Linked DNA regions of Mus musculus: regions 2 and 3 are each linked to region 1. Evidence: chromatin loops called from intact Hi-C (ENCODE). Cell type or tissue: heart. All regions are shown on one strand. Links, peaks and the distances in the headings refer to the core of each region. The heading gives the core; the rest is flanking DNA.

Evidence for each region. A loop is a pair of places that touch in the nucleus more often than their neighbours do. Peaks named below come from ENCODE experiments on the same cell type or tissue, not always from the same donor. Only the 100,000 strongest peaks of a DNase experiment are listed, where the experiment ranks them.
Region 2: a loop joins it to region 1, with 15 times the contacts of the local background. A loop is called at or near these places in 19 of 42 quality-filtered maps.
Region 3: it touches region 1 in a loop (6-fold over the local background); 12 of 42 quality-filtered maps call a loop at or near these places.

Annotation. Positions count from the first base shown.
Region 1 is chr19:28,755,074-28,762,881 of GRCm38, forward strand. Gm35922 (a long non-coding RNA gene) reads left to right here and starts at 4,960. Exons shown (of 4, transcript XR_877801.1): 1 at 4,960-5,214. It also overlaps the pseudogene Gm6788. In heart, for the core only: a CTCF peak has its summit at 4,080 (motif pointing left); no DNase peak of the experiment used is centred there.
Region 2 is chr19:28,162,451-28,170,258 of GRCm38, forward strand. No RefSeq gene overlaps it. Among named protein-coding and RNA genes, the nearest start is that of Rfx3, 160 kb to the left of the region's middle. In heart, for the core only: a CTCF peak has its summit at 3,773; a DNase peak (open chromatin) is centred at 3,761; H3K4me3 peaks cover 467 bases.
Region 3 is chr19:27,446,392-27,454,199 of GRCm38, forward strand. No RefSeq gene overlaps it. Among named protein-coding and RNA genes, the nearest start is that of C030016D13Rik, 20 kb to the left of the region's middle. In heart, for the core only: a CTCF peak has its summit at 4,261 (motif pointing right); no DNase peak of the experiment used is centred there.

The DNA.
Region 1 (7,808 bases), core at 1,110-6,109:
GGAACCGCCAGACTGATTTCCAGAGTGGTTGTACAAGCTTGCAATCCCACCAACAATGGAGGAGTGTTCCCCTTTCTCCACATCCTCGCCAGCATCTGCTGTCACCTGAGTTTTTGATCTTAGCCATTCTGACTGGAGTGAAGTGGAATCTCAGTGTTGTTTTGATTTGCATTTCCCTGATGATTAAGGATGTTGAACATTTTTTCATGTAACCTCTGGTCCTGCCTCTGAAGTTAATCTTGAAAAAGTGGCCAGAACAACAATACCATAAGTACACACCAGCAAATTTCTTCTTCAAGGTATAGTGGTGCACCTTTTGGCAGTGGGAAGGTTCAAATATGATAGTTGGCCATCTTTCAGGTCTGAACATTTCCCATTATACTGGTCAAACTTCTTAAATAAATGGTGGCGTTTTCAGTCAGACACCGTAAGCCACCAATAAAAATAATGCTGTATTTGAAATGTATGGTTTGAAAATAAGTGAAGGAAGTCCGATTACACAATAGTGATCATGATAGGTCAGCCATTTCTATATGAAAAGTATATATGCATGAAACGTAAAATATTTTAAATGTTATGTCCCAACATGCTAATATTTTAATGGCGATTATTTCATAAATCTGGGGTCAGATATATCATTTCACTTTGTCTCCATTTCCCTATTACACTCCATTTATATTTTCTGTCTTTATGCTGGCATCACTTACTGCTTTTAAAATAAGGGAAAAAAGTAAAATGATTCTATTTTGGAGTGAAAAGAAATATTTTTAACTTACAAACATATCCCATGACTTTTAAAAATGATAACTCTATTAGACAAGACGTCCTATTAGATCAGCGGTTCTCAACCTGTGAGTCGCTCTCCTTTGATTGAATGTCCCTTCTACAGAGCCTCCTAAGACCAAGACCGTGGGAAAGCCCAGAGATTTACAGTATGGTTCATAACAGTAGCAACAAAAGTAATGTTATTGGTGGTGGTCACCACAACGTGAGGAACTGTATTAAAGGGTCGTAGCCTCAAGGAAGTTGAGAATGGCTGCCTTAGGGGATTCAGTACTTAGTGTCTTATCCTGCCATCTCTCCTAGCAGTTATGGTCCCTACAGACATCCTACATACTGGTGGACGAGAGTAAAGGAATGAAAGACACTGGGGTAGAAACATTTTTTATTAATTATTTTATTTATTTACATTTCAACTTGCAGAGGGTTTGCAGAGGGGTCCCCTTTCTTGGTCTCCCTCTGCAAACCCTTCTCTCTATCTCCCCTCCCATTTGCCTCTAAGAGGGTCCTCTCCATCCACCCAGCCACTCCTGCCTCACCCCTCCAGCATCCCCCTTTGCTGGGGCAACAAGCCTCTACAGGACCAAGCACCTCCCCTCTCATTGAAGTCAGATAAGGCCATCCTCTTCAACACATGTAGCTGGAGCCATGGAACCCTCCATGTATACTCTCTGGCTGGTGGCTTAGTCCCTGAGAGCTCTGAGGGGTCCTGTTAGTTGATATTGTTTTTCTTCCTATGGGGTTGCAAACCCCTTCACCTACTTCAGTCCTTCCCCTACCTCTTCCATTGAGGTCCCCGCCCTCAGTCCAATGGTTGGCTGTGAGTATCTGCAGCTGTCTTAGTCAGGTGGGGCAGTCTCTGGATGGCTTTTCTTTCAATCTCTGCTCCATTTTTATATTTCTATGTTTCCTTTAGACAGGAACAAATTCTGGGTTATAAATTTTGAGATGGGTGAGTAGCCCCCTCCCTCCTCTGTTGGCCATGCCTTTCTACTGTATGTGGTCTCTACAGGTTCTATCTTTTCCACTGTTATGTATTGTAGCTAATGTCATCCTTGTTGGGTCCTGGGAGCCGCTGGTATTCCTGGCATCTGGGATTTTCAAGTGGCTCCCCCTGCCCCCTCCCCATTGCTACTTATTTCTATTCATTCTCCTGGCCCTCTGGTCTTCTGTCTCTTCCCATACCTGGTCCTGCCCTGCCTTTTCTCCCTCTCCTTCCCCTCCCTCACCCAGGTTTTTCCCTCCTTCTGCTTCCTGTGAGTAGCTAGTTCCCCCGTCTAAGTGGTATTGAAGCATCCACACTTCGGCCTTCCTTTTTGTTAAGCTTCTTATGGTCTGTGAGTTATATCATGGGTCTTCTGAGCTTTTGGGCTAATATCCACTTATCAGTGAGGACACACCATGTATGCCCTTTTGAGTCTTGGTTACCTCACTCAGGATGATATTGTCTAGTTCCATCCATTTGCCAGCAAAATTCATGAAGTCATTGTTCTTAATAGCTGACTAGTATTCCATTGTATAAATTTACTACATTTTCTGTATCCATTCTTCCATTGAGAGACATCTGGGTTGATTCCAGCTTCTGGCTATTATAAATATGGCTGCTATGAACATCGTGGAGCAATTTAACAGCATATCTGAAAGCTCTATAAGAAAAAGAAGCTAACACACCCAAGCGTAGTAAAGTAGATAGCAGGAAATAATCAAACTCAGGGTTGAAATAAACCAATTAGAAACAAAGAGAGCTATATAAAGAATCATCAAAACTAAGAGCTGGTTCTTTGAGAAAAATCAACAATATAGATAAACCCGTAGTCAAACTAACTAAAGGGCACAGAAACAGCATCCAAATTAACAAAATCAGAAACAAAAAGGGAGACTTAACAACAGAAACTGACGAAATCTAAAAAAAAAAAAAAAAAAAAAAAAAAAAAAAAAAAAACCAAAACTGTCATATTCTACTACAAAAGCCTATATTCAACAAAACTGGAAAATCTAGGTGAAATGGATGATTTTCTAGACAGATGCCAAATACTAAAGTTAAATCAGGATCGGGTAAACTATCTAAACAGTCCCATAACCCCTAAGGAAATAGAAGCAGTCATTAAAAGTCTCCCAACCAAAAAAAGCCCAGGACCAGATGGTTTTAGTGCAGAATGCTATCAGACCTCCAAAGAAGACCTAATACCAATACTTCTCAAACTATTCCACAAAATGGAAACAGAAGGAATACCACCTAATTCATTTTAGTGAGGCCACAGCGATGATACCTTGCTTCTACACAGTTATGAGGTCCCTTGCTTCTACACCAAAGAGTCAAGGAGCTAGAGACTGTAGTAGGTGTGCCTACGCTCACACGTTAAGAGTCCATAAAACCAAATACAGCTAACTGTCTTTGTTTCTGACTCAGATTCTGGGGTTTCTTTTAAGAGTGTTGGGAAGGAGCGGTTGGAGGGATGTGTTCATAGGTCTAACCTGAGCACAAGGGCATTGGGTGCTCAGAAGACAGGAAGAAAAAGGACCAGGGAAGCCAGAGAGCTAAACACGGAGAGGAGCTTGAAAAACCCCCTAGCCATATTCTCACTTTAGTATATAGGCCTCACCAAGGCTTAAAAATTGTTTTAGAGTAATTTGAAAGAGAAATGCTAAATTTTCTGAGCTAGTTGCCTGAGGCTGAGTGAATCCAAAGCCTTGAGTTCAAAAGCTAAACATAAATAATTAACTAATTAGTTTTGAAAAAAAAACAAAAACAAAAACATAAAACCCCCAACCTCTTTTTGAGACGACGTGTGTGGTGGGGGCGGGGCGGTGGGGTATTTATACCATTTCCAATAAACGGTTTGACTGGACATTTTTTTTTTTTCCCAGAGATGACCCGGAGCTTGGGCGTCATGAGGACACAGCCTCTCTGTTTCTTCCTCAGACTTGGAGAAAGAACGTTCCATTCCACGCAATTCATGAATTTTAAAAACCATGAACCTTCCTTCACATTCTGGAAGCACACAAACGTTCTCCTGTAAGGGAGCTGTTCAAAGGATGAATGCTCGCGAGGTCTCCATGCTAACAGCAAGAAGCCTTTTCAGGCTGCCTTTGTTCTAAGCTGGCTAGAGGCTCCGGGCCCAGGACTCTCAGTAGTGTCTGGACATATGGTTGGGCAGAGAGTGCAGGGGCCGAAGTTACTAGCCACCAACTGCCATAATGGCCCTGTCCCTGGAAAATGGCCAAATTGTTGAGTCAAATGCCAATGCCACCTTGTCATCCAAGGAACTATAAACCACGGAAGGCCACCAGCTCCCTCTAGTGGTGGACCACCAGGAGTGGCTATTCTCTTGCCTTTGCCCCCCAGTCCCGGAACAAATGACACTCTGCCTGTTTTGGTAGTAATCTCTATCCACAGTTTGTCCGTGAGCTACTAGTCACAGACCCGGAATGCTGGAAACAAAACGGCAAACTCAAATTCAGAAAGTTCTCTAGTGATTTCTCCATTGCCCTTAAAATTAACCCCCCCCCCAATCATCCCCGAGGCTTGCTGAGCCCCTGGTGAAGTCTACTCCTGCGGTCACTCCATGATTCCTGAATGTTCCCTCTGCAGTCTTTGTGCAGTTGGTTGCTGCCTCCCTTTGAAATAATTGTGATATTTTTTTCTTTACCTGCACCATGATCAGTTACGCATCCTTTAAGATTTAACTTAATCATCAAAGCCTTCCCTGATCTCCAAAACTAGCATAAATAAAAAGAAGAAAGGCCTAGAAAGGAAAAAGAGTGGTCTTTATTCTATGTAAACATAGGTGTGTTCTCTGTAAGTATGTATTAGGCTGGGTGCTATTATTATATTTTTTTTATTCGAAACAATGAAGGAAAATAATATCACCTTCAATTTATAGTCAGAAAAGCAAAGTCCACAGAAATTTAGAAATTACAACCAAGTGCAATTTCGAAAGTCCACAGGCTTTTACTGTATGACTGTTCCTCTTAGTTAGCTCAACTTACGAACCATCTGCTCTTGCTTACCCGAGCCATCAGAAGCATCTCGTGGCATGGCTGCTCTCAGAGAGAGTCATCGAAAAATCATTTATGTCAGGTTTTAGCTGGAGGTTTTCTTTTTATAACCTAAAAGGGGATTTTAAAAAAAATGTTCTTAATGTCTCCAAATAAAATAAACCAGCCTGAGTAGTCCTTATTAGTGGATTTTCTGAGCCAAAGGGCAACAGCACATCACAAGGTGGGGAACAGAAAGAGCTTTGGGAAGGAGTTCCTGACAACGCTGTTCTTAAGCCAAGCAAGAACACTGGCCCAAGCCACACAGTGACTTTCATCAAGCTGCACTGGTCTTGGGACCTTGGTTCTTCATCATCAACAAAGAAGGAAATGGGAGCTGGCATGGTGGCGCATCCCTGTAATCGCAGCAGTTAGGGAAGCTGAAACAGGAGGACTGTAAGTAATTGTGCTATTGGTATTTTATTTTTATTATTCAATGTCTATGGAGCCAGACTCTATGCCAAAAATAGAAAGAGTTAGCCTAAGTTAGTATGGATTCCAAAGGGACCCACTCTAGGTCTAAACTTTGATTATTCCATTTGAAGTGTAGCTGGTTGCCCTCAAATTTGCTGGCAAATACTTGAGGCAAGGTAGTCATTTTGTTTCACGTTAATAAACTTCTTCAAACACCTTTCAGAGTAGTCAACATCTTGGTGATGCAGCCCAAACTTTAATGTAACAGAACCAATCTTGTTCCAGAGGACGCACTGAAAATTCTGTCAACCTCTCTAAGTTTAAATGCAGAGAGTGGGACTTAAAATTCCATCCAGGATCCCACGCAAGGTTTCCATGCTTTCTCATAGCACACCCTTTAGGGAGATCAGTTTAACCGCCGGAGTTTCATACATTGCTCTGTAGCTTCTAGCTAGCACTGTTGCTCATTAGAACTTGGAGCCCTCTTCTTTTAATAATCCTAGCTCAGCCATCATCTTAAGTTATCGAAAACTGTAGCCTCTGAGTGTTTTAAGAATATTAAAAAGGAGACTGAAGAGATGGCTCGGAGGTTAAGAGCACTGGCTGTTCTTCCAGAAGTCCTGAGCTCAATTCCCAGCAACCACATGGTGGCTCACAACCATCTGTAATGGAATCTAATACCCTCTTCTGGCGGGTCTAAAGACAACAAGAGTATGCTCACACACATAAAACAAACAAACAAACAAACAAACAGATAGATCAATAGATAGATAGATAGATAGATAGATAAATCTTTAAAAAAAGAATATCAAAAAGGGCAGATTTCTTTCTCACCTGATTATTCTCTGTAACAACTCATACATAGCACTTGCTTTGTTCTTTTACTTGAAACAAAAATCTTTACCCTTCCAAAGAGTCTCATCTGAAAATGCAAACAATAATATCAACTCAAGACACAGGTCTCTGGTATGTGGGTTCTACTATAGCTACCCATAAATTCAAAGTTATCCCCAGGAAGTATTCAACCACAGAAGGAACATTTGCGTGAGGATCAAAAGACCCAGCTTGGGTACATCCTAGCTGGAATGGTTTGGGCAAGCAGTTCCCCTTCTAAATCCTCCATTTCTTACCTGTCCCTGGAGCTGTAATATAACAGCATGCTGATCAAATGCACACATGGAAGGGAGAGTTGGCTTAGGAGTCCCAGTGACCAAATCAAGGTTCCAATGGCTCTGGATGAGTTACAGCCATGAACCACAACTGAATAAGCTTCATCTAACACACACAAAGCCCAATGTTCAAGGCAAAAGAGCGAATAATTAAAGAGCAATTCATGAACGGAGAGACAGTGAAAAGATAAAAGATTCGGAGACCTGAAGCCAAATAAAAGCCAGCAGCACACTGTCTTCCCCTAAAGCTCTCACTTCTCGGGGCTCTGGTATCAGCTCGGAGCTTGTACTTCTCGGGGAGTTGGTATCAGCTCGGAGCTCGTACTTCTCGGGGCGTTGGTATCAGTTCGGAGCTCATGCTTCTCTGGGCTTTGTACTTCTCAGGGCTTTGTATTGGCTCAGGGCCACTTTTTCCACATGGCTGTCTGCACTGAGTGAAGAGCATCATTCACACAGACCTCTGCAGCATCCTGGTCTTCCACGATTTCTCTGCCAGTCTCAGCACTGCCCCAGAGGTCTCACGGATGCTCTTGTGTTATGTGCGTCTTCATGCTTCTTGCTAGATTTTCAGCTCTCCAGAAGGACTTTTATCTCTCGGTTGACTCTCCCTAGACTCGGTTCATTTGAGTTACTATTCCAACCTGCAAGATTTTCAGGAATTTGAGTTTGATTCTAGTCTCTGTTACATGAATGTTGATGAACCTCAAACTCATCTGGCTGGTGAGAAGGGACAGAAGAAACAGGAGCTGGACATGGTCAGGTGTCTAAGCTAGAAAACGCATCACACTTAATATTTAACAGACGTATATTTGATTGTTTCTTATAATAAACATAGCATATCATTTTTAATTAATTTTTAAATAAAATTATTATCATAGACTTTGTTCAATCATTTTATCATCTTCCGTGTTTACTTTTTTTTTTTTTTTTTGAGACAGTGCTTCTCTTTATAACAGCCCTGGCTGTCCTAGAACCTGCTTTGCAGACCAGGCTGGTCTCTAACTCATAGATCTTTCTGCCTCCAACTCTTGAGTGTTGAGATTGGAGGCATGAGCCACAGCACCCTGCCCATGTACACTTCTTTAAGCACCCAAGCACCGAACCCTTGGCACTTGATGAAGACTTCAAGAGAAACTTCTAGGGCACTAGAGAAGGTGAGAGGGGACATCTTTGTGGTTCTGTTCCAGGGAGGCTCAAGATGAGTGCACAAGTACATGAGAAACATTAATTAGTTGGAAGTCCCCTGAATACAAGAGACAGTACCCCCAAAATAACATAAGAGACTCTCATTTTTGTCTCAAAGAGGGGAGATTACAAAGGTGAATTACTGACTGTACATACCTCTAAATGTTGACAGTGGCCCAAAATTGTGCTTGCTTAGATTTTTCCATTTTATTTTTATTTTTA
Region 2 (7,808 bases), core at 1,612-6,611, 590 kb before region 1:
GTGGGGAAACACTGGTGGTGGTGGGGAACCCGGGAACAGATCTTCAGGAGGAAGGAGGAGCTTATTGACAGAGGAAGGTAGTCCAAAAAGCAGAAAGAGCATCGCAAGGACCATGGTAATGAGGCAGTGTGATGAGTTTAGGAAAAGATCAGTAATTCTGAGTCACGAGGGCGAGAGAAATGGCTTAGCGAGTAAAGCTCTTCCTGTACAAGCCTGGGAATCCGAGTTTGGATCCCAAGAAGCACATAAAAGCTGAAAGTGGTAGGGCACCCAGGGATTCATTTGTGATCTCAGCATATCTATAGGTGTGTATATGGGAAATGAGGGGCAGGGGAGGAATCTGCTCCTTCCTAGCCAGCTTGGTCACCAACACTCAAGCTTGTCCTCTGACCTCTACACATGGGCAAGTGTCCACACATACAAGGCCATACCCCACAACACATGCACACACACACACACTACACATACTGCACATACACACACTACACACACAGATACACACACAGAGATACACACACACATTACACCACACAAAAAACAATTAATTATTTGCATAAATCATTCTGAGCCACCAGAACTCACATGTTCAGTGGAAGGAGATCAAGCAAACAGCAGATCACAGCCAGATTAAAAGACCTTAGTTGCCACATCAAGTGACATCACTGGAATAATGTAAGGTGACATTCACTAGTTACTTGTTGAATTATATAACTCGTTTCTCTAGACAGCTGAATAGCATTTACATTTGTAAATTACTTTTGAGTCTCAGGCCCTGGTGTAGATCAATTCCTTCTACTCAATGGTATCCATGGTTAAACCCAACTTCTGCAAACCAGGCTCCAGGCTACTCACAGAACAACTCCCATCATTAGCAAACACTGCCATGCAGCAACCTGTCCCTGGAGAGGAAGGGACAGTGAGAGGCGAGTCATTAGAACAGGCAGCCTCCTTCCAGACCCTGTGGTTCTCATGCAATCCTCCGAGGAAGGGCGAACTGTCGGAAATGACGTAATCACATGTGTGCATCACACTCTTAAGGCCAAGGGCTTCGTTTTGGTTTTCTCCTATTCAACTTGGGCAGTGCCTCTTGTTTAAACTATTAGGTGAATTATTCATTTTCCTTAGCACAGTTATAAAGAAGGAATGCACCAAGCCGTGCTGCTACTTGCAATAATTTAAAAAAAAATAATTATTTAAACCGAAACCTGGCCTTTTAAGGGGCAAATGTAGGATCAGGCATTTGCTATATAACTGTTCTTCCACCTCACCTCACCCCACCCACCCCCACAGTCACCAAGTGCCCAAGGTCTTCAAAGACTTGTTTAGACAAAGGAGAGGACTGAGAATCCTGTGTCTATAGTTTCTAGGCTTCAGCCAGTAAGGGTTAGGGTTAGGGTGTGCATGGCTGCTGAATCCTGCTTGTACCTGAGGCTGGATGTTTATCTCTATGACGATGCTCCTGGTTGGACATTGTCATGAGCTCTTCCCTTAGCTCTAGGTCACACTCTTGAGCTACGGCCAACTTAATCGCTACCATACAACAGGACTGAGGAGCTTAAGGTCACACTCGGAGATGACTGAAGACACCGTTGTCCTTAGGTTCCCTGGGATCTGCTCAAAATAGCTAGAAGGGGAGAGAAGTTGCTGGAAGTCAACATTTCAGGTTCCTACAGCTTTCCCCCATTCAACTCCACTGCTTCCCATCACGCTGAAGGGCTCAGCATTGGCAGGAAGCCCTTGATCTGATGATAAGGATGCAGGCAGGCCCAGCTCATCTTTGAAAGAAGATCCTTTGAGTCTAAGATGGTGGAGAGTGTCTTATAACTCTTAGTGGCTTCATAGCATTGTGACTTTGAGTTTGAAAGCAATTTGGAGACAACTTCCAATCCTTTGTGCAAAGCTACTCTTCTGCCCCAGTGAGCAGCTAGCATTATAAAGGGAGAGATGTTTTAATGTTAAATTTTCTCAGTCGAGATACATACTTTACATACATGTGAGAGATGAGAGGACTTCAAGCACGACATAAAGGTTTTAAAATGCAACGCTTCTAGAAATACTTGAAAATGGTATGGCAGAGAGCCTTAGGAATTTGTCCTTCAGCTACACAGAAAACAATAGAAATGTTTGGGCAACAGTAATATCATGACAAGCTTTTGAAAGACGGTGCTCTATATAGACACTTGCCACTAAAACACGATGAAGTGGTAAACACAGATAGAGTCTATAAATTAAAATCAAAACCGATTGGCTAATTGCAAAAACAAAGGTTAATGATCACGCAGATTAGTTTCAAAGTGGGTCACTTCTCAAATTCTTCTCACTGTTTCATTATTTCCCTTCCTCATCTCCTTGCTGCCTCCCCAACCATTTACTCTAGGGACAATGGCCTCAACCAAGATGCACCTGTTCAACATGCTTGAGGGAGGCAGAGACAGGGATGACCGCAGTCTGGACCAGAACGCGACAGGTGCATGCTCGGCTATTCTGTATTGGAACCATTGCCCGCCTAGTTCTAGGCTTTGGGTGCTATGGGGACTGAAGAAGGCAACTTCAACGACTCAGTCTTTGAACTCATGAACCCCTGTCAGGTTGGCTAAAATCTCAGGCTGCAGCTTCCTGGATCTCACCTGGGTGAAAGCAACTTTTCCCAGCTCTGCTGAAAATCAGACAAGAAAATGAGAGCCCCCTTCTGTGTCAGCCCGTGCTTATTCTAGTCTCGGGAGCGTTGTGGGGTTTTTGTTTGTTTGTTTGTTTGTTTTGATTTTTAAAAGTTAAGCTAGTTTTATTCGCGAGCAAAGCATTCTTTCGTTTGTGGTAATTAAAATGGAGGAAAGAAAGACAGAACAAAAAAGGTCCATCAGCGCAACAATGAGAATAGAGAGAGAGTTTTAAAAGCTCATCTAAATTCATCTAAGTGGAGGCACTACACCGAGAATGCTATCCCGAAAAAAAAAAATTCTAATCCTAGATTCAAAACCATAAACACCGGTAATTATGGTGGACAGCAACAGCTAAGATAGTGTATAAACGGGGAGTTCTACACTCCATTTTAAGCCACCAGGTAAATGTCATTCTGGGTGACAAATAAGCATTTGGGCGTCATCCCTTGTCTAATTGGATGCCTGGAGCATACAGTGAAAATGCACGCATTCTCCTTCCACCCTCCTTCGGGTAACAAACTTCATCTCCTGCAAGCTGACAAAATGCAGACTGTTTTTTGGCTCACAAGTAACCCCACGCTGGTCACATATAGCTGTTTAGAAAAAAAAAAAAAACAAGACGTAACTGCAGAAAAAAGAAAGAGCTCTTTCAGCTGGCACTTGGGAGGAACAGACAAGAGGCCACATCCAAATCCTAACTTTAATTTGGGTTACTGAACAAGGATGACTGACTGTTCACGACTCCCTCCGAACAACAACAGACACACATGTAATGTGAAAGCGACTGAGAAATCTGGCTGTAGGGAGGCCACTGAGTTCTCTCGCATCCTATAAATAACACCGCGCATGCTGAGAAGTCACTACCGAGCACATAGGAAAGAGTGCGCGCGCACACACACACGTTTCATCTCCACTGACAGAGAGCACCGAAGTGAGGTTTGTTTAGAGGGATACAGATGCCTGAAGTCTGTAAGTAATGCAGTCTGCAGTACAAATGAAGCAGGCACTCAGGGAAAATACCCTCTGGTTTCTGGAGAGCAGAAGCAGGCAGGGGCTACTGAGCTGAAACCCGTGGCTCCGGCTGCATCGCCGCAATGCAGTGCTAAGTTTATTCACCAGGGGTCATCAAAGGTCTGGGTTTTTCTTTGTCTACTTGTTGACACATGTACACTGTGTACTTAAGAACTCCGGAATGGCTCAGCATTGCTCACAGGGACATACATATTACTGCTCACCCCCGCTCCTGCCAGCACTCCAGCCCCCCTCACCCCTATTACAGAGCATTCAATTATTGTTCTCTCTAGATCTTTACCAACACATTACAGGTAGCACATCCACTAGACACATGAATGGAAATACCTCTTATAACTAAACCAACTTGTTCGTCACAGAGACAACATGCCATCAAATTCGATTTTCAATTATTTATTATTTATTTATTTTTAATTTAAAAAAATCAGTTAGCATGTTTCAAAGTTAGGAAGCAAAAGGCTGGTTTCGCTATTGTTTTCCAGACTGCAAGTGAGTTGTGACTCCATCTCTTAAGATTTCAATCACTCCCTCGGGGCCTGGGATCTGAGGTCTGAGCAGGCCCATGGGAGAACAGGCCAACATTATTTGCCCAGGTTGGCCCCATTAAATAGTAAAGAATGGAGAACATGTTTTCAATGATGATCTTTGGAACTGACCTGAAGGGCAAGGTCTCATAGGTCTTGGTGATGCCGGTTGTGTCTGGAGGGAACATTGCCCTTCGAGCAGTATAAAGTGCTTAACCTCGGCTTTCCTTAAAGTACCTCCTGAATGTGTCGAGAATGGGCCTATTGTGGGCAGTTTGATTCTTTCTTATCCACTCCTCTGAACAGACTAAATTACAACTCCGGAAAGCTCAAAGGTGAAATGTCCTTCAACCACGAGGAAGAGATTCTTCTAGATGCTTCCCAGGGCTGCACAGCTCCTAAGGACCCAGACCCTCCTCCTTCCCTGAAGGACGAAGGGCAACCGCAGTATGGAAATGGGGGTGTTTATCTGTATTCCTTTACACTACACTTAAGATGCAATATTGGAACACTCAAATTACCTGGTTTTAGCATGTAACAGTTGACAGTGACTTCCAAAATATAACTCAGTCCCTTCATGCCATGCTTTCTGAACACAAGGTAAGTTCTTTAAGTCGGTTGCAGGCAAAAATGGCCTGTACACTTAATCCTCTTCTCAAATGAGATGGAAAAAAACCTTACAATCTGAGGCTATGTTGTATTAAAGCGAGACACAGAATGGAAAGAAAGTTGAGTAGAACTAACCATGCAATTGATGCATTTAGCTTGCAGTCCTCTGCAGAAAGCCAGGCACCGAGATGCCCATTCCCGCTTGACAGTTTTGTCATCGATGCTGTAAAACGACAGAACACATGAGTGTGTGGGTGTGTCCACAGGAGAAGGTTTGCTCAAGTTTGTTATTTGGGGAAGGATTGTGAAACCAATAGAAGATGGGGGTGGCTAGATGCAGTGAGGTCCAGAAGCTTTGGAAATCTCCACTCAGCCCTAGGGCAGAACAAACATCCAAGCAAATGAAGCAACGGCCACAGTGGCAACAGCACTTAACTCTTAAGCTGTTACCTGGCCCCTTAACCTCAGGCTGTAATGTGGATTTTACAATCCTGGAAAAAAGTGAGCGGGGAGACGCAAGACAAGATTGGTTGCTTTTTATTTTCTCCTGGTATGAAAGATTTCTCAAAAGATGAACGAGGCAGGACTTACCCACTGACCTTCTTCTGTTTAATGGAAATCACATAGCCCAACGCCAACTCATGTGACAGCACCTCCTGCGTAAGCCTCCTCCAGCTAAATAGCACGGACAGTTATTTCAAAGTGACATTTACACTGTCAATGGGGATCAGAATGGCTGAAGGGTAAGATAGTGATCAAGAGAGGATTAAATCCCAGAACCAAAAGGAGGCAGATATCTGTAAAAGAGATAAGAACGCCTGGAGCTGTCCAGAGCTCTTTCTATATAAGCAGCTGGAGACAGTGCAAGTTGCAGGTGGCTTTACCAGCTGGTGTGTGTGTGTGTGTGTGTGTGTGTGTGTGTTTTGGAGGGACAAGTAGCTACTGAGTCCAATATTATTTAGTTGCTTCTTTGTTGCCCATTCATTGGATGATGGTCAATTTTGCCATTTCCAGATTCATCAGTTCTACACAGAGAATAGTCAATCATAAGTATTGTATTGCATCCAACAGGTGACAGACACCTGGGAGAATGGGATAAATTTTTTAAATCCATAGGTCTTATCTCGTTTTGGGCTGAGGGAATAAGCACTTAGTAGTATATGCCAAAATTCAGGCCTGTTCATAGAATCGTATGTTTCATGTAGTCCTTCCAGCAGGAGTACAGTGGAGTTTAGGTTATTTTGAGAGTGACTGGATGTTTTTAAAGAGGCTTATAAAGCAAAGATGTAGAAACTGGGTGAGTTTCTGCCTTGTGAGAGGAGAGAAAGAGCCCAGGAGGCAAAGACTGCAGCTGCTAACTGCTAAGAGTGCATAGTAGACCCGCCCTCTGTGTTCTGTTAACATGCAACAACAATGAACCAAGATGATTGAGAATCTTGACTGTATCAGTGGACTAGAAGCACAGCTCAGGGTTAGATTGCTTGCCCAACATGAGTAAGGATCTGGCTTCGAGTTCTAGCAGAAGTTGGTAAGGAGCCATTATTACATGTCAAAGAGCAGTCATGTAGTCTAGGGCTTACATGAGAAGAAGAGAAATGGAAAGAGGGATTACCAGAAGAGCTTGGCTAAAGCCAAGCACCGTGGAGGCAACATGTTAGCGCTCTTAAATAACCACAAGGACCAGCAAGAAACAAGTTCAGCTTGGAAAGGTTCTGTTGGAAGTTCTCAGTAGGAAGATTAAAATCAGGAAAGTACCTCCCGTGAATTCCTCTCCTTAGTACTCTCTCACAGAAGTTCGAACAGAGGCCATATGACCATGTGATGGATTGTGACATATACAGGATTCCCGTAATGATCAGATGTTGTATTAGATAACTCCAAGAAGTTCTTAGCTAAATTCTATGGAATCAATATAACACGTAGATGGGAAGCATTCATAAACGTACATTAAATTCAGATCTAAATCGGTTATGAAGCAACTGCATACTACTACCCTGTTTTGTCTAAGTTTACTGAAAGTTATACAAAATTAGAGTGGAAAATAAGACAACTTCTTCCTCTTTCACCCTGCTGCTCTGCATCTTCCATCATTCTTGTCCAAAACCAATGAGTAAGAGTGAACTTCAAAACTCACTACTGGTCTTTTTACCCAGTTTTGAAGGACATATTAAATGTGACTAAGCAGGGCTGACAAGATGACTTAGCATGTAAAGTGCTTGCTGCCAAGCCTGAAGAACTCTGTTCTATCCCTGAGATATAAACTGTGGAAGGACAGAATTGCCTCCTGTGAGTTGTCCTTTGACCATCAACAAAGCAGCATGGCATGCATACACACACACACACACACACAAAGTAGCAAAAAGCTTAATGTAATTAAATGCAATTACTGGCCAAAACTCTAAAATAACAAGTTTATTGGGATACTTATTATTTGGTTAATAAGTAATTAACCAAAGTATTGAGTAATGAGTCCTTGAATAATGAGGACTTTCTATTTTAATGTTATACTTGGGTAGTTAAGAAACTAATACAAATTATATATATGTATAGTATATTAGTACTTATCTTGTATATATAAAAATATGTAAAAAATAATTATATATATATGTAAATTCACATCGACCTTGAACATTTACCATACACTAAGTACTATGCTAGAAGAATTTAATGTTTTATTTCACATAATACAAACCTATAAAATTTTAATTTCTAGTTATAAATCATAAAACCTGGAGAGTATAAGTAATTTACAAGTACTTAGTGATATAGGGCTTTCATGTAATCCAAGACTATCTGACTCCAAGACCTTTGCTATTTACCCTAATAACATGCCATGCTTCAAGGTTTTTATCAATGTGTTTTTAATGGATTATCATCATTAATGGAAGAGAAAGGCAGAGAGCAAAAGAATAGCTTTTTCTGGTCAGCTTAACATAAATCAGGTTTGAGGCTTCCTGGAGTGCAGAATGGCTGCATCTTCATG
Region 3 (7,808 bases), core at 1,612-6,611, 1.3 Mb before region 1:
GCAGGGTAGTGTCTAGATGTAAAGTCATGGGAGTCTTACAACTTGTAGACATCTTCTGTCCTGTGCCTAGCACTTCTTTAGACACTGGGGATTTGACACTAACTGGGAGACAACTGTCCACATTCCCATGGAGATTGCTTTAGCAGTGGGAGGGAGATAACAAAAAATTAGTAGAATTCATACAACAATACAGAGAAAATCAAATCAGGAAGGGGCAGATTGAAGTCCCGTCCTGGGCCTGGGAAGAACTAAGAGAATGAACCTTGGTGGTGTTTGTTGTTTGGGGTAGAGAAGAGCAACAGGTGCAAACGCCCTGAGACATGGACACACAGCACTAGCTTGAAGGGTAACAGGAAGACCCCCTTGTTGGTGCATCAGTGTAGGAGGCTTAGAGACTCACTTGAAAGGCAGATGATAGTGTTTTGTAGTGTGAAGACTTCTTTTGCTCTGAGGGGTAGTGAGCCCAAGAGAGCTATGGATAGGCTTGTATTTTAAACTGGACCACATTCTGGATGCCACATAGAGAAGAAACTGATGGGGGTGGAAGAAGGGGATGAAACCCTTTCAAAACTGGAAGGGGGAAAGGAGAGTGGTATCTTGGAGCCTGTCAGGGAGCAGTGGAGGTCTGAAAGTGGGTAAAAGGTGGGGCATGGAGGTGCCTGAGGATCTAGCACCACGGTGTCTGAGCGGAGGGCAAGTTGACCAAGGGTGGGAGAGTATCCTGGTCAGGATGCTAGGAACCTGAGACTCTAGGACCGTTAACATCACTTGAAGCCTCCATCTGTCAAACTGTGTGCTCCCTGGAGCACCACCATCTCTTTGTACACCCTGTTTTAAAATTTACCCAGACATGAACACAGAAAAATGTGACCTTTTGAGAGTTGAGTGTCATGGTACACCCCTACAAGCCTGGCACCTAGAAAGTGGACAGAGGCAGGCAGACAGAAGGAGTTTCAAGTCATTCTGGGTTACATAAGATCCTGTCTTCTGTGGGAAGAGGGACTACCATTAGTAGTGAAACTGAGGGAAAACTGGGATTTGAATACTGCAGGTCACTGCCCCCTACTAAACACGTGTATTTCCAAGACCAAAGTGTATTTCTGCAGAGCGCTCCATGGGCATTGTCAAACACAGTCTGTGAGGGTTGAGAATTAATGGGACTGAGACAATAGACAAACTGGAGAAGAGCCCTGAGCCCCCGAGATTTGCCATGAATATTCCCAATTACAGGACAGACAGAAATGGCAGAGGGAACTGGTCACCAGATGGCAGTATGTGCCTAGAAATGTCTGATGGTATGGAAGGCCAGAATCGACCACCCCTCTGGATTATCGGGAAGAGTCGGTTTTTATCTACATCTCTTTTAAAGGCAGATGCCTAGAGCTCTAGAGGTGGGGGCTGGTGGTGTTCTGACTCTTCCTGGGCAAATCTTCAGGCTGACCCGCACAGGATGGCTATGAAAGATCTGCTCTCCCCAAACAAGTTCGCAACAGAGTCGAACACAGGGATTCTTAGACCCCTGGCAATCCATTATGCCTCTGAACTCATCAGCATGGTGCCATCAAATATATACAACAGTACTCTCTGGATTACAAAAGGCAACCAATCTTGCTGAAATGTGAATATTTAAGGGAGTGTGTGATGTGGTAACATATCACTCATGTCTTTACTGATGCACTTTAATGGGGCAGGCCTCTTCGTACCCACTGCGATTGTGGAACAGATGTGGGCAAAAATGATACTTCAAGATATTTACAACTGTCCTGGGATGTTTGTCACCCATTATCATATTAGATAAGCTGCTTCGTCTTAGTAAGACGTCAATGAAAATATGCTTGTCTTTTCCCTCCACACACTCTCTCTAGATTTCTTTGTTCGGTGTGCCCATGGAGCCTGTGACTAGTGAGAGACCCTAGCTTAGCAATCCTTAGCCTTCAACACTTTGAAAATGATTTATAGTGGCTGAGGATGCCTGTCGATGGGTCCTTACGGAACAACTTCAGCACAAAAGCTGACAGCCAGCCGGGGCAGTTTTCTCTCTGGCAGCTGGGGCTCTACCACTCACACACAGTAGGGGTGCTTCAGCCTGGGCAGCATCAAACTATTTAGATTTTATTCTAAGAAGGCAAAGGGTGAGCTGTGCCAACACTTCACTCCCGTCGCCCACACCTCTATTCTAGTTTCTGTCCATGAGTGGACAGAGCTGGGTGACTCCGTGTCAGGCTGGAGCCCTCGGAACCTGTGCTGGCTCTGAGGGTTGTTGGACTCATTAGTCAACACCAGCGGAGCTATTGGAGTGGCTTCTCTTCTAATTTCATCTGCCTAACATAGATTTTGTCGCCTGAGTGCAGGAACTTCCTTGAGTTGGGTTCAGGGATCTGGCGCAGTGGGGATGAGTTGGGCTCAGGGATCTGGCACATCTTCTTCCTGCAGTGCCCTGCCCTTGGCCATCTTCCTGACAGTCCCATCTCCCCTCTCCTACTTCTTGCGATGTCTCCAAGGCACTAGGACATCCATCTTATCTTAGAGTCTCTCCTATCTTCTTTGTTAGCTGTGTGGTTAATATTGATTGACGAGATCTAGAATCACCTTGAAGGGCAACCTCTGGCATGTGTGCTGGATTTTTTTTTCTTTTTCTTCTTTTTTTAAAAATATTTTTATTAGGTATTTTCCTCATTTACATTTCCAATGCTATCCCAAAAGTCCCCCATACCCTCCCTCCCACTCCCCTACCCTCCCCCCACTCCCCCACCCACCCACTCCCACTTTTTGGCCCTGGTGTTACCCTGTACTGGGGCATATAAACTTTGCATGACCAATGGGCCTCTCTTTCCAGTGATGGCTGACTAGGCCATCTTTTGATACATATGCAGCTAGAGTTAAGAGCTCCGGGGTACTGGTTAGTTCATAATGTTGTTCCACATATAGGGTTGCAGTTCCCTTTAGCTCCTTGGGTACTTTCTCTAGCTCCTCCATTGGGGGCCCTGTGATCCATCCACTAGCTGACTGTGAGCATCCACTTCTGTGTTTGCTAGGCCCCAGCATAGTTTCACAAGAGACAGCTATATCAGGGTCCTTTCAGCAAAATCTTGCTAGTGTATGCAATGGTGTCAACGTTTGGAGGCTGATAATGGGATGGATCCCTGGATATGGCAGTCTCTAGATGGTTCATCCTTTTGTCTCAGCTCCAAACTTTGTCTCTGTAACTCCTTCCATGGGTGTTTTGTTCCCAATTCTGGGATTTTTTTTTTCTAAAACAGGTTAATATTGGAAGACCTACTCTATATGTGGATGGCATCATTTGGTGGGGTGGAGTCCTCGACATAGGTAATGAAACAGAAAATGAGTCAAATACTCATCTTCCCGTGCCTCCGGACTGTGGATCACATGCAACCAGCTCCCTCAAACCCCTGCCACCATGGCTTTCCTGCGTGATGGGCTACACCCTCAAATCCTGAGCAGCTTTTTATTCATTTCTTCTTCCCTCCTTCCCATCTTCCTTCCTTAAGTTATTTGAGAAAACAATACACTAGCCAAGCTGCTTCCTGGGTCTTCTTTGCTTTCCCCTTCATTGCTTCACCCAAAGTCAAAGTTAATGTCACCCAAATCCCAGGAAGGATGCTCTAGTTGCCAAAAGCCAGTTCATTCCAGTAGTTAGAGAAACAGAAAAGTCCTTTGAATCCCTACATCATTCTACTTAAAACATCTCCTTAACGTCCAGGCGCTCCCAACTCGCCATCTCCTACCCCGCTTTATCTTATTCAGGGCTCTTAATCTCATCCTAAATTTGAGTACTTACCTTACTATTGTCTGTGTCGCCCCAGTATCACTGGGGACAGTCATTGCCTGTCATAGGCTCCGGTATGTAGTAAATGTTCAGTTAATACTGGATAAAGGAATTAACAGATTGGACTGGAATAGGGGTGCTGGCAACTCTTGAATTTCACGTTTACAATCGTTTTAACTATTGCCTTTCATTGATACTGTGAACATAAAAGCACCATGGGTCAGTTACATGGGGTTTGATATAACAATTCACTTTCCTTAGCACAAATACAAGTCCTTTAAAAGCCATTTTATTTTACTAAAGTGTCTAGTTTATTATTATGCACAGGGTACATATGCTAATCATTTTATTTTCATGCCCTGAGGTCTGCACGGTTAAGGTACGGCTTCACTGGGACACATGTGTGGGAGAATCACACAACAATCGCTGGCAACACTCCTGAAAAGTGTTAGCCTGGACACCAATGCCAGCAGGGGGCACTAGCAAGCAACCACAGGGACAAGCCCAGCAGAGTAACTGCATTTTCTATCATCTGCAGCTTACTGGATTGGTCTCACATAGCAACACCATCCATCATTGATTGGAAAGCTATCCTAGGACCTCACAGAAGGCATGCTCCCGCAAGCATGGAGAGATGCAGCCCTAACACAAGCTAGGCAAGTGTGAGCATCTTAAAAATAACAGGCCCAGGTCATTCGTGTCTTACCTGCTTTTAAGATACCTACCTATCCTTCCTACAACCAGCCAGTCTTCAGACTCACACTGGCATTTGGATTTGTTTGCATTAAATGGGTTAAGGAGAACTGGGGTACCAGTGTGGGCATCTTTAGAGTACCCTGAACAGAGAGGTTTAGCATCTATAATGTAAAAGGTGACAGCCCCTCAGGGCCAGGTAGACAAGGAGCAAAGCTGTACTCTGGTTCAAACACAGTAGTTTTAAAGTAGATACAAACTGCATCACTGGAAGAAGTATAGAAAATATGATAAGGATGAGGGATGCATATAGGAAGTATATTGTGTATACATAAGAGTATATTGTGAAATTGATCTAAGTCTGGATATGGATTTAAACAGATACATAAGAGGCATGGCTGTAAATCTAAAATTATTTGGTTTAATGAGCTATTACTTATCCTGATATTAATTTACTTCTTGTAAGGCTGACATAGCATATATAAAAAGGAAAAGCGAAAGCAAAGGGTTACTGTGTGCTTGTAAAAGTTCCTTCATTTTTGAGAAACTTAATGACTCCAGAGACCAATACACTGCTTACTAAGGATCCTACAGTGTCTATTTCAGTTACTCTGGAGGATATTGACTTGTTCCCATTGGAACCCTATCATTTTCTGCCCCCATCCCCCAGATTTTTGAGCTATAAGTATGAATCTCCCAACACAATAGTTTTTTTTTTTTAAACATATATTTAGTTTTTTAAGCAATGGGCCCCGCAACATTAAGACGTTTTCTATCTGTCCTGTTCTGTTCAACATCTGGGTATGAGAATAGATTAAAACAGATTGTTACATGTAGCTTCTATTTTGTGGCTAACCAAAGCCATAACATAGTACAATATCAACTTTACCCTGACGGACACCTTTCCCAGGGTGGGGTTGTTTTGAACAACGTTGTCCTGAGCATCTTCATGCATCTTCACACAGAATATGGAAGAGTTGAGAGAAGCTGAGTATTTTCTGTGAAATCCAGCACTCTTTGCATGCATAGTCGCTGATCTGCCACTGCTGCCCACAAGCATCCGAGAATGACAAATCTTTCAGTCTACTAACAGAAACAGGAACCAACCTGTTCAAAAGTACTGTGCAAAATTGCTTGGAGAATAAAGAGGTCATTTTTCAAGTTGCCTCGGGTATGTCATGGATTTTTGGTCTTTTATGTTTATAATGTCTAGGGGTTTTTTAACCTTTTAATTTTTATTTGGAAAATATTATACATAATATTATATATATATGTATACATATACACACACACACACTATATATACATATATAGTGTGTGTGTGTGTGTGTGTGTGTCTGAGATGAGAGGACTGTCTCACACTGTAGCTTAGGGACTAGAACACACTGTGTGATGGACTAGACTTGGGCTAGTAGCAAAAATCTTCCTGCCTCATCTTTCTGAGTGCTGAGTTTATACTCATAAGTCACCACACCTGGGCTTATACATCTACATTTTACTGTAGTTTAAAAGACTGTGTGAAGCGACCTGGGAAACTAGTGTCCACAGCAAGAAGGGCAATGTTCTCTGAGCCTCCAGTGTCTCCATGTGTCTACAGCTCCCATTGCTCCAGTTTACACTTAGTGTTTCCTCTTTTCTTTTCTTTTCTTTTCTTTTCTTTTCTTTTCTTTTCTTTTCTTTTCTTTTCTTTTCTTTTCTTTTCTTTTCTTTTCTTTTCTTTTCTTTCTTCCTTCCTTCCTTCCTTCCTTCCTTCCTTTCTTTCTTTCTTTCTTTCTTTCTGTTTTGTTTTTCGAGACAGGGTTTCTCTGTGTAGCCCTGGCTGTCCTGCAACTCCCTTTGTAGACCAGGCTGTCCTCAAACTCAGAAACCTGCCTGCCTCTGCCTCCCAAGTGCTGGGATTAAAGGCGTGCGCCACTATGCTCAGCTCTCCCCCTTTCTTTTCTTCTACACATAAATGTGCATCATCCCCAGGAGAACACCTTAGCCTTTGCTAGTCAGAGTGTGAAACTCTGGCCACTAAACAAATGCTGGACCACTGAGCCCCAGCTCCAGCTCCAGCCCCAACTCCAGGCCAGCTGTTTGCTTTATAACATACATCTTTATAAAAATGAAATCATAAGGAATAATTTTGTCTCTACCTTATGTCAAACATTTTAAAAGCACCCACGTTGTTCTTTACAGCTACTTTTTATTGATTTTTTTTCCTGCATGGAATGTTATTAAGTAAAATTTCCACAATCCATTTATCAATTTTATTTCAGACCTTAATTTTCCTGGGTTTTTTTTTTTTCCCTATAATGAGTGTGTTGTTCAGTTGATTCTTCTGCTTGTCTTCTGATATGTTTATGCTGACATTCTCTAAGGAGAATATATCTAGAGGCAAGATTGCTAGATTCAGGAAACATAGCTGAAGTGCTAGATAAAGATATGCTATTCTTCAATTACATACATACACTAATGCCCCAACAACAATTCACTGAGCTCTTACTGTGGCATGTTTCCAACATTTGATTTTGTCCACCTTTTATAGTTGAACCAATGTACAGTCTGGTCAGTGAAGGGAGGTACATGCTCAGGGTAGCTTTGTTAATCTCTCCCTCTCTTCCCCCTCTACATCATCCTTTCTCTCTTCCTCTGCCCTTTTCCCTATGCCCCTCTTTTTACTCCCCTCTCCATGTGTATGTGCACATGTGTGTGTGTACATGTATTCCTTTATTTGTGCTCTCTGTGTTTTATTAGTGCTGTCTTCTAAAAGATGTGTTTTGCTTTTTATACATAAATATTTAAGCCTCTAGAATTAATTTTTGTTCATTGTTCATGTTCAAAGCAGAAATCAAAAATCTGTCCTCCCTTTTTCCCCTTCCTTTACTCTGCCCTTTTCCTTCTTGCCCCTACTCCACTTTTTAAACTGCAGAATCCTCTGTTAAACACGGCCTATTTTAAAAGACTGATCTTCCCTGTGCCTTTGCACATATCCTCAGCTATGCACTAAGTGGGCACTGATGTGTGAACCTATGCTGGGGTGTGCCATTTTGAACCATGGATCCACTTCTCCATCCTTCCACAAATACCACTGTCCTCACATCTACCACTTCAGAGTGGACCTTGGTCTGCTGCGGCAGAGCACGTTGGCCCATCTTGCTCTCCGGGAGAGCCCTGGCTGCACATTGCTCTTGGCTTCTGAAGAAATGAAAATATAAAGCTACAGAGCCTTCTTTTCTTCCCCTTCTCTGACTAATTGTTTGTTGGGCGTCTTTTCATAAAAATCTACTTTATAGAAACAGGCTGCTTATGTAATTCTTATTCCCTTCTTCCAGTCTCAGAAGAT